2 separate regions of the Homo sapiens genome follow, and region 2 is linked to region 1. Evidence: chromatin loops called from intact Hi-C (ENCODE). Cell type or tissue: PC-9. All regions are shown on one strand. Links, peaks and the distances in the headings refer to the core of each region. The heading gives the core; the rest is flanking DNA. Region 1 overlaps EPCAM-DT (EPCAM divergent transcript). Region 2 overlaps EPCAM-DT (EPCAM divergent transcript).

What was found. A loop is a pair of places that touch in the nucleus more often than their neighbours do. Peaks named below come from ENCODE experiments on the same cell type or tissue, not always from the same donor. Only the 100,000 strongest peaks of a DNase experiment are listed, where the experiment ranks them.
Region 2: it touches region 1 in a loop (2.6-fold over the local background); 9 of 110 quality-filtered maps call a loop at or near these places.

The regions. Positions count from the first base shown.
Region 1 is chr2:47,247,873-47,253,248 of GRCh38, forward strand. All of the region lies in intron 3 of EPCAM-DT (EPCAM divergent transcript), which reads right to left. LOC107985882 (a long non-coding RNA gene) reads right to left here. Exons shown (of 3, transcript XR_001739451.1): 3 at 4,501-5,013. Among named protein-coding and RNA genes, the nearest start is that of CALM2, 74 kb to the left of the region's middle. RefSeq lists an enhancer at 1,202-1,703. In PC-9, for the core only: no CTCF peak of the experiment used is centred there; a DNase peak (open chromatin) is centred at 2,939; H3K4me3 peaks cover 644 bases; H3K27ac peaks cover 2,126 bases.
Region 2 is chr2:47,196,554-47,201,929 of GRCh38, forward strand. It overlaps EPCAM-DT (EPCAM divergent transcript), which reads right to left. Exons shown (of 5, transcript NR_110208.1): 4 at 2,884-2,990. Among named protein-coding and RNA genes, the nearest start is that of CALM2, 23 kb to the left of the region's middle. In PC-9, for the core only: no CTCF peak of the experiment used is centred there; DNase peaks (open chromatin) are centred at 2,708 and 4,868; H3K27ac peaks cover 3,522 bases.

The DNA.
Region 1 (5,376 bases), core at 122-5,121:
TTTTGTTTTGTGTTTTTGAGACAGGGTCTCGCTCTGTCACCCACACTGGAGTGCAGTAGCACCATCACAGCTCACTGCAGCTTCAACCTCCCATACTCAAGCAATCCTCACACCGCAGCCTCCAGTGTAGCTGAGACCACAGGTGTGTGCCAGCCACCATGCTCAGCTAATTTTTATTTATTTTTTTTTTTTGAGACGGAGTTTTTGCTCTTGTTGCCCAGGCTGCAGTGCAATGGCACAATCTTGGCTCACTGCAACCTCTGCCTCCTGGGTTCAAGTGATTCTCCTGCCTCAGCCTCCCAAGTATCTGGGATTACAAGCACCCGCCACCATGCCTGGCTAATTTTTTGTATTTTTAGTAGTGAGGAGGTTTCACCATATTGGTCAGGCTGGTCTTGAACTCATGACCTCAGGTAATACACCCACCTCGGCCTCCCAAAGTGCTGGGATTACAGGCATGGAGCCACCGCGCCCGACCTAATTTTTAAATTTTTCTGTAGAGATGAGGTCTCACCATGTTGCCCAAACTGGTCCTGAATTCCTAGGCTTAAGCAATTCTCCCACCTAGGCCTCCCAAAGTGCTGAGATTATAGGCGTGAGCCACTGCATGGCCCCAGTTTTCATTTTAACTTGAGTCTTCGGTGAATGTTGGGCCTCTTCTTGTCTTTTTTATTTCTAGCCCTTGACCTCTTTTGACATAAACTTTGAGGAAATCCAAGTGAGAAACAGGAAGACCATGGATGAAACATGGAGCCACGGATGAAGAGATGAAGGGTCCATCTAATGCCTCGGTGATCTAAGGTTTTGTCTAAGTGCCTGCCTGCCCAAGAAGACTAGAGCTATACTTCCGCATCCCTGGGGCCATCGCAGACTCATTAGAGATCAGAAGATGTTGTGGACCCTCTTGTCAGAGAAATGCACATATGTACAAAGATTGTCGTATGTCATTTCTAGGGTTTCTGGAACACTCTGAAGCATCTCGTTAGACTGCGGAATGAGAAGCCCTGAATTAAGGGATTTGTTTGGAATGATCCAGCCCTAGTTTCTGCAGGAAATGGGAAAGGAACTGGCTTTGCATGAGTACAAAATCACTTAGTGGTTTCCAGCTTCAGGATCGGGGATGCCTGCTGCTGACCCCTTGCTCCAGACTCACACTCAGCCCCAGGCCTACGTACTGTTTGGAGATGGACTGTGTGCATGTGCAGACATTTAAGGGGGCCTTTTGGTGAGGGTGATGCTGACTTGAGAGAAACCAGCTCAGCATGTTTTAGATACAGAATCTTTGTCCTGAAAGAGAGGATTGCCTCCTTAAAAGCTCTTAAGAATCCAAGGACAAAGAGACAGAAAGAGGGAGATGTAGATATAGAGAGAAAGAATGGATTCGAGATCTTTAAAAACAACAATAGCAACAACAATCAGAGAGACTAGCCAGAAGGTCCGCTAATGTGAGCTGCATCTGGGAAGGAGCAGTCAAAGGGATGTAGAGCAGCAATCTTGAAACTGCACAGCACTTACGTAAGATTGAGAAAACATCAATTGTCCAGATCAAAGAATGGAAGGAGTGCTTTCTGGAGTTTATGAGAAGGTTAAAGCCTTCCCCAGCCTCCTGCCCATTGGTGCCACCTCTGCCCCCGCAGCTCCACAGTCCGTGGTCTGCAGAGGCCCAAGGACACACATACTGCCCTGCTGGAGTGTTAGCTGGTGTTAGGACTGCAGCAGCCGCTCCTTAATGGAGCTCCCCAGGAGCCCAACCCGATCGCCTGCCTGCGTTATTAATGCATTATGTCATCTTTCCTTGCACTTGTTCTCAGCTGCTGAAATTTTATAGAGCTGTATTATTAATTGAAGCAATTAGTGCAGGGGATATCGGCACAGCCACATCAGAGGACTGGAGATGTGCAAGGCAAGAATCGCTCTCTCTTTGTGTCCCTTTCTCCCTCACTCCTGTCCTCTTCCCTGTGCCTCCCCACCCCGACGTCTCTTATTTCTACTCCACCCCCACTTTCCTGTCTCTTTTTCTTCCAGTTCTCTTTCAATATCACTCTCTAGAGATGTGAGTACCCACTACCCTTCTCAGTGAAAGCATTCACATATAGTCTCCCACCATTCCCCTAGCATGGACAGACAGACAGAATGACAGCGTCGCTGTGGCTGACTGATGCTTGGAGTCACTGGCCTAGTTAAATTCAGATGAGAGACCATCCCTCACAATCCTGACATTGGCTCAGAGCCCCTGGTGATTGTGCATGGTGGTAGGTAGAAAAAAATGGGGCTCACTGTGTGTCAGACGTATTCATTCATTCATTCACTCATTCATTGGTTCATTCATTCATTCGTTTACCTTCAGCGTGTACTCAGCCGTATGCTAGGTGCTGTGGGAAATAAACAAGGAGATAAATAGAGTTTTGGCTCTCTGGGACTGGTATAATAGCCAGAGAGACCAGACTGGCCCTTGAAACCATTAGGGCAAAATAGGGTGCAGCAAAGGGCCCCAGAGGAGTGATTTCCCCAAGGAGTGTCCAGATGCTTCCTGGTGTTGAGAAGAAAGACCTAGGATAGGTGGGTATGGTGGTTCACATCTGTAATCCCAACACTTTGGGAGGCTGAGGCAGAAGGATTGCTTGAGGCCAAGTGTTCGAGACCAGGCTGGAAAACATAGTGAGACCCTGTCTCTTCAAAAAGAAAGTAAGGCCTAGAGATGTGAAGTGGCCCTCAGAGGTGAGGTACTAGCAGGCTGCAGGAGGATGGGAACGGGGCAGCTCCAGCCGGGAGAAAGGAAGTTGCAGGCTGAGCAGGTATAGGATGGAGAGCCAGGAGGGACCGATGGCTCTTCACCCCAGGACATCAAGCCTCTCAGCCCAGCCCAGCTGGGGTTGAGACCTAGAAGTGACTGGAAAACCTGGCTGGGAGCCAGGACACCTGGACACCAGGGCTCAGCCTCAGATTCCTTTGTCAGGAATCAGACATGACACCTGAGAGGCCACAGGCTCAAGTTCCCTGCAAAATAAACAGATACCAGGATGGAAACATCCAGAGTGAACAGTCACCCGCTGCCCCTCCCCACACTCACTGCCCCCCGACCCGTCATCAGGAACAGGTGCCCTTCATACTACAGAAAGAGACATCCTTAGAAGTCTGGAAGCCAGTGGTCTGCTTGGGTACGTTAGGTCTTAGTGGGAGTATGTGCTTGATTTTTTAGCTTTTTCTTTTTTGTTGTTTTTGTTTTGAGATAGGATCTCGGTCTGTCACCCAGGCTGGAGTGCAGTGGTGCGATCATGACTCACTGCAGCCTCAAACTCCCAGGCTCAAGCAATCCTCCCACCTCAGCCCCCCGAGTAGCTGGGACAACAGGCAGACACCACCACACCCGGCTAACTTTTTAATTTTTTGTGGAAATGGGGGTCTCACTATGTTGCCCAGGCTGATCCCAAATTCCTGGGCTCAAGCAATCCTCCCTCCTCAGCCTCCCAAAGTGGTGGGAGTACAGGTGTGAGCCACTGTATCCATCTTTATATTTTTCTTTTACTGGTGGTGGTATTAGGATGGGGGAGGTTGTTGGTGGCTACCCTTGTGGTCTGACCTCACTTCCCTGAGCGCTGTTGACTCCTTTCCTTGGCCTGGTGGTGCCCACTCATGCGGACCATCCTTATGCCACACTCCTATTGAAACTGACTCCAAGGAAAGGGGCTCCAAGGAAATTATGAAAAAGTTCAAGCATATGCAGAGAGACTAAAATGATGAACCCTCATGTTACTATAGCCGAGTTTCAAAAATTCTCATCTAATTGCTGGATGGAGTGGTGTGCACCTCTACTCTCAGCTACTTGGGATGCTGAGGCAGGAGGATTGCTTGAGCTCAGGAGTTCAAGTCCAGCCTGGGTAACATATCAAGACCTCATCTTTTTTTAAAAAAAAACTATGAACTCATAATCAATCATTTATCCATCTTCCCTCAACTTTTTGGGAGTGAAACAGGAGTGTGCTTTTTTTTAATTAAAAAAAAATTTTTTAATAGATGCAGAGTCCTGCCATCTTACCCAGGCTGGTCTTGAACTCCTGGGCTCAAGTGATACTCCCACTTCAGCCTCCCAAAATGTTGGAATTATAGACATGAGCCGCTGTGCCTGGTAGCAGCATGCTTTTTAAAGGTAACATGCGGCCGGGCACAGTGGCTCACGCCTGTAATCCCAGCACTTTGGGAAGCTGAGGCGGGCGGATCACCAGAGATCAGGAGTTCCAGACCAGCCTGGCCAACATGATGAAACCCCGTCTCTATTAAAAATACAAAAATTAGCCAGGTGTGGTCGTGGGCACTGGTAATCCCAGCTACTCGGGAGGCTGAGACAGGAGAATCGCTTGAACCTGGGAGGTAGAAGTTGCAGCGAGCCAAGGTTGCGCCACTGTACTCCAGCCTGGGCAACAAAGAGCAAAACTCCTTCTCAAACAAAACAAATCAAAACAAAAAAACAAAAACAGATAAAGGTAACATGCTCTTGTAAGGAAAGTCTGCTAACTTTTTTATTCTTTTTTTTCTTTTTTGCTGTATTAAAACACATACACACCCCTTTGACAGAGACAGGTTTTTATATATGGGGCTTATTTAAAGCTGGGAAAGGGTCCATCATTTGATAAACTCTCCCTAGGTGTGTGGCAGGGGCCAACTGTCAAGTGTTTACTCGTCTCAGCAACTGGAGATAAAGGTATAATTAAACAGATGACAGAAAGGTCACAGGCAGTAAATGAAGGAGGCCCACCAAGTCCAAGTGCCTGCTCTTACATTCTACTGGCGCCTACTCTCCTTATCCTCCAGGGCCACCCCTAGGGAAGCTAAGGCCAAAATGGGAAAAAGGAATAAAGGGTTACTTACTGGTGGTGGTGTTAGGGTGGTGGTGGGGAGTGGTTTATGGCTACCCTTGTGGTCTGACCTCATTTCCCTGAGTGCTGTTGACTTCTTTCCTTGGCCTGATGGTGCCCACTCATGCTGACCATCCTTATGCCACACTCCTATTGAAACCTGCTCCAAAGAAAGGGGCTTAGGTGAGTGAGCTATAATATCACCTACAGCAGAGCTATCCAATAGACTTTCCGCAACGATGAGAATGTGCTACTCTGTGCTGTACAACATGGTAACCATGGCAGGGCATGGTGGCTCACGCCTGTAATCCCAGCACTTTGGGAGGCCGAGGTGGGTGGATCACCTGAGGTCAGCAGTTCAAGACCAGCCTGGCCAACATGGTGAAACCCCTTCTCTACTAAAAATACTAAAAATTAGCTAGGTGTGGTGGCGGGCGCCTGTAACCCCAGCTACTTGGGAAGCTGATGCAGGAGAATCGCTTGAACCCGGGAGATGGAGGTTGCAGTGAGCCAAGATTGCACC
Region 2 (5,376 bases), core at 190-5,189, 51 kb before region 1:
CCCCTGGAATTAATGTTACTATCACTGGCTACGTCTTTGTTAGGAATTTTTCCTGTAAGTTTAGTTACCTGGTCTGATGAAGCAACAACACTTTTTTTGGCATGCTTTCTGGACCAATGAAATTCCAATTGATTGCTTCTTTTCTGGACTTCCATACTACAGAAGCAACTTTGAACCCAGGGTTCCCTGGAGAAATGACAGGTGACTCCTTCCCTTACTAGCTCAAGAGTTCACTGATAGGATCTATTAAAATTTTTCTGTGAGTTGTTTCTCTAGAAGTGAGGAATTGAATTATAGACCCAAACCCTCATTAAGCCAATATTCATTTTCCTCTTTTTTTCATGGAAATCAGTAATAAATCTTGATTTGCCTCCTTACTCAGTCCCTCAGCTAATAAAATCAAGGTGTTTCCTGAAATTAGATTAAATAATTTGACTCTCTTCTTTCTAGAAGTTTTAGAGCTCTCACTGACCTTTCTTGAAGAACCAGAAATTATTCTTATTTTTTCTTTCAGTGGCCTGTGAATATCCTGTCATTCAAAAAGCAAAAGTAAGAAGAAGGGGTAAGATAAAAAAAAGGGAGGAAAACTGAGAGTTTCCACTAACTAGTGGTGTGGTTCCAGACTCTTTTGGAGCCTCAGTTTCCTTTTTGTGAAATTCAGGACTCAGATGAAAAAGCTTTCTTTAAATGTCCTTTTTTGGCTCTGAAAGTCTAGGTATCTCAGTGGGATACAGGCTCCATAGATAGACTGTAATTCACCAGGTTTAAGGAAATTGTTTTCTTTGTGATAGAGCAATTTTTTTCTCTTTCTTCCTCTTTTTCTTTTTCTTTAATAGAACAGAACAAAATGAGCTCAGATCATAAGTTCGGTTGATTTCTTTCTAAACCACAGGGTTCATTTTCTGAAATTGCTGTCTTTTCCTTCAAAAGCCTTCCTCAGCCTTGTCAGCCAGCTCTATCACTTTTATATTAGATCTCTGTGAAGTAAGGAAGCCTTTTAGAGTAGGCTTGGAATGTGCAACAACAGGGCACAGGTGTGGCTGAAGAGGGCCTCTGTATGAACCCCCAGGAAGCCAAATTGGCCTCCCCTCCATCATTTCCTAAAATCTAGAACCCTATCCAGAATCTGAATGCACAAAATGCTGTTTGTCAATCAACCCATGGATAATTATTTTTCAAGTGACTATTAAGTGCATGAAACTCTTGATCCCTTATATTTATAACCCAATAATTATACAGGCCTCACTTTTCAAAATCAGAGAAAGCTTTGTTATTGAGATTTAAAGACAACATTTTCCTAAAAGGAGATCATCTCAGAAAACTATAGAGATTAAGAATTTTCAGTAGTCAGATTAGGTCTGAGTTCTAGCCCTTCCATTTACTAGAGGGGTAAGCTTTCAATTCCCTAAGCTTCAGTTCCTCCTATATAAAATAGAGATAATAAATAATACCCCCCTCATAAGGTAGAGCAAGGAGTCACTAAAATAAATTATGAAAAGGGCTTAGCATAGCGTCCAGCACGTAGTAAGAGTGCTCAATAGGTTCAGTTATTATTCATCATGATATGGCATTAATAATACATAAGATAAGAGACCTTTGTTGGACCCAATCTGTGGCCTCAGGCATCATATGCCCTTGTGGATTTCTCTTGGGCCCCTAAAGAAAAGGTAAAGTTGGAAAATGCTAGTATGTTCCAGTCATTGAAAGTAATTGTCAGGCACAGAAAGACAAACTTCATATGTTCTCACATATTTATGGGAGCTATAAATTAAAATAAATGAACTCATGGAGATAGAGAGCAGAAGCGTGGTTACCAGAGGCTGGAAGGGGTAGTTGGGGGTCAAGGGGAAGTGGAGATGGTTAATGGGTACAAAATAGAAAGAATGAATAAAGACCTACTGTTTGCTAGCACAACAGGTCGACTATAGTCAAAAATAATTTAATTGTACATTTTAAAATCACAAAAAGATTATAATCGGATTGTCTGTAACATAAAGGATAAATGCTTGAGGGGATGGATACCCTGCTTACCCTGATGTGATTATTACACATTGCATGACTGTATCAAAGTAGCTCATGTACCCTGTAAATATATACACCTGCTATGTACCCACCAAAATAAAAAATAAAAATTTAAAAAGAAAGTAAGTAATGGTAAATTTCTTTGAAATACCTCAAAATATATTTTAATGTAAAAACTGCTTTCTTCAGGGAAAGAGAGAGAGAATAAAATAACTTAAACAACTAAAAGAATTAAGAAGTTCTTAAAAAGAGAGAGGGGGGAATGATTTTTGGCCCTTTGTTGATGGTACAGGTGCGTTGGAGTTCTCACCCTTGGTTGCGATTGTGCTCTGGCTCTAGCCAATGGAGGAGGGAGTGAATGACAAGGAGAGGAAAGGAGAAGGAATGAGGACAGTCATGGGGCCATGGCACCATATGGCCTGAAACAGCCCAGGACTCAGTAATGTTTGCTGAACTGAAAGCCTCTATTCTTCTATCATCCCCCCCGACTTTCCAGTCCCTGGAAATCAGATAGTGTTATAAACCTGGAGGGCCAAGGCAGATGATAGACAGTGACTCATTGCGTGTAGGGAGGATGGCCTGGGTGAAACAGCAGTCCTAGTTTTTACTTAGGAATTCAGACCCATGTTGAGATGAAGCTCACACAATCCCTTAGGGCAGGGGGTGGCTCAAAAGGCCCAAAGGAATGTGTGCTTGGGTTTGAATCTGCCCTAGCTCCTGACTGAAGCCAATGTGGGGTCAACCACAGCCATCCATGGATCGCTAAGAGGGTTTGCTTATATTACCACATCAACAGCAGATTTCCTCTGGCCCCCAGTCAGCCAGGAATGGATAAACAACAGAAGTGCAGAATGGCTTTACCAAGTCTAGCTCCAAATTATGAGATGTCTCAGTCTAAGGTGTAGCCCAAGCAATCCTTGGGACAAGCTGATCGAGCTGGCTGGCCAGATCCCAAAGGTGGAGATGACCTAAGTGGAGAAAGGAAAATTTTACCCAAACAGAAGTGAAGATAGCAATTAGACCTAGCCAGCCACTCAGGTACAGCGAGAGCCCATTTGAATTGGAAAAGAAAAGAAAAAAAAAAAGAGGTATGCAAACCATAACTAAATTGTTGGCGGGAAGACACAGCAGAACAGGAAATGTGCATGCAGATAAGTGAAGCCTCCATTAATGGCTTCACTGCATTTATCAAAAGGGATTTCAATTAACGTGATGAAGACCAAGGCAATTACAGTAGGAAGAAAAGATGAATTTAAGATTAATCTCCTCTGTTGTTTCCTTACAGCAATTTATAAGGGAAATGCTTCAGGTGAGAGCCTAGTTGGGAATTAACCCAAAGAAGATGAGAATCAGATCTGTTAACAGAGAAGAACCCTAAAGACAGTGACTCCCAAACTTGGCTATACATTTGAACCACTTAGGGAGCTTTTAAAACTTCCAAAGGCCATGGCCCAGACCAATTACATCACAATCTCTAGGGGTGGGACACAGGCATCAGAATTCTCGAAGCTCCTCACTGTGCAGACAAATTTGCGAACCACTGTTAATGAGCAATATGCATGATGGAGGCGTGTTAGGAAATAGCATGCGAGGTTACAGGTAAATAAATACAGCCATTAAGAAATGGCAATAGGCCTGGCACAATGGCTCATGCCTGTGATCTCAGCACTTTGGGAGGCCGAGGTGGGCAGATGGCTTGAGCCCAGGAGTTCGAGACCAGCCTGGCCAACATGGCAAAACCCCGTCTCTACTAAAAATAAAAAAATTAGCCAGGCGTGGTGGCGCACACCTGTAATCCCAGCCACTAGAGAGGCTGAGGCAGGAGAATCGCTTGAACCTGGGAAGTGGAGGTTGCGGTGAGCCAAGATTGCATCACTCCACTCCTGCCTGGGTGATAGAGCAAGACTCCATCTCAAAAAAAAAAAAAAAAAAAAAAAAAAAAAAAAAAAAAAAAGAAATGGCAAGAAATTCACTTGCCTTAGAACAGAACAGGATCTGTGTCTCTTGTTTTCTTTTTTTGTAATTTTAAAAAGTGTTTATCAGTGTTCGAGAAAAATGGATGAAGAGACAGGGGCACTTTCTTTTTTTTTTAATCAACCAGAGTTAAATTCAAGTAATTTTTGAGTGAGGCCCTTGAACTTGATGTCTGGGAGTGGGATAGAAAACAAAGGGGTTCATTGCCATTATGGATAAAGCAATTTATATATTTTTGCTTCATAGAATGTTCATATCCATGACCTAATTTTAACTTGCATCTCTGTGAAGTAGGCAGAGAAAGTATTATTTTTCTCTCCCACTTCCACAGATGGGAAAACAGATAGAGTCTCATGATTTACTCAGCATTACAGAGCAAAGTTAGTGGCAGGAACAGGAGCAGAATTTGGTTCTTCAGAAATTCCAGTTAAATGTCCTTCCTCTAAACTGTGTTGCCTTCCTGCCCTTGAAGAGCTCTCTGTAAGAGTGGGAAATTTTACAATGATAACTGAAACAAGAAAACATGACACTTGGTGAGCCAAACGAAAGAGTTCTGCTATTAGGGGGAAAAAATCTAGAACAGATGCCAAGAGACACATCAAGGTGGTGGCAAAGTGCTGACCACCCTGCCCTTGAGGATGCCTCATGAATATTGGATGATGTTAATATACTGAATTTGCCTCCAAATTACACTGGGTTGGTGGGCAGAGGCAAGGCCGGTGAGGTCACAAGAAATAATTTTTAGGGCAAAAAAATGAAAGCATCCTTATAGTTCTTGTGCTTTGACCAACAGTTTCAGGGCCTTCTTAAGTAGGTTGTGAGTAGCAACGAGTTGTTGCCCTGGTGTTTTCAAGAAACAGAAATTCCCTGGCATTGATTTAACCACAATAGGGTAAAAGGGCAAGTTATAGGCCCTAAAACAAGAATGCAGTCAGGCTTAAGGAAGGACTAGAACTGGGAATTTGCAAACTGTCAGAACTCAGGGGGATGTGTGCTCTGTCCATCTTTCATTTCCTTTTCTCTCTTGAGTATTTGTGTTCATCTTTTTCCTGAGGAGTTCCCTCTGCTGATCTGCTCACATGAGGGGGCAAAGATACTTACCCACAGCTCCCAAGTTCATATTTTAGCCATATGAACCAGGTCTATCCACCAAACCCCTATTCAAATACAGACTCCCGTGGAAAAAAATATTTGGCCCAAATTGGCTCAGGAATCCATCCCTGATCCAATCAACTATGACCAGAGGTCAGCATCACATTGTGTGTAAATAACTGTGGGAGCCACCTTCTACAGATGGTAGTAAGGCACTTACAGAGAGGAATCATTTAAACTAAGCATATGCCTCAAATATATCTACCACTCATACTGACAAGGGTGGTT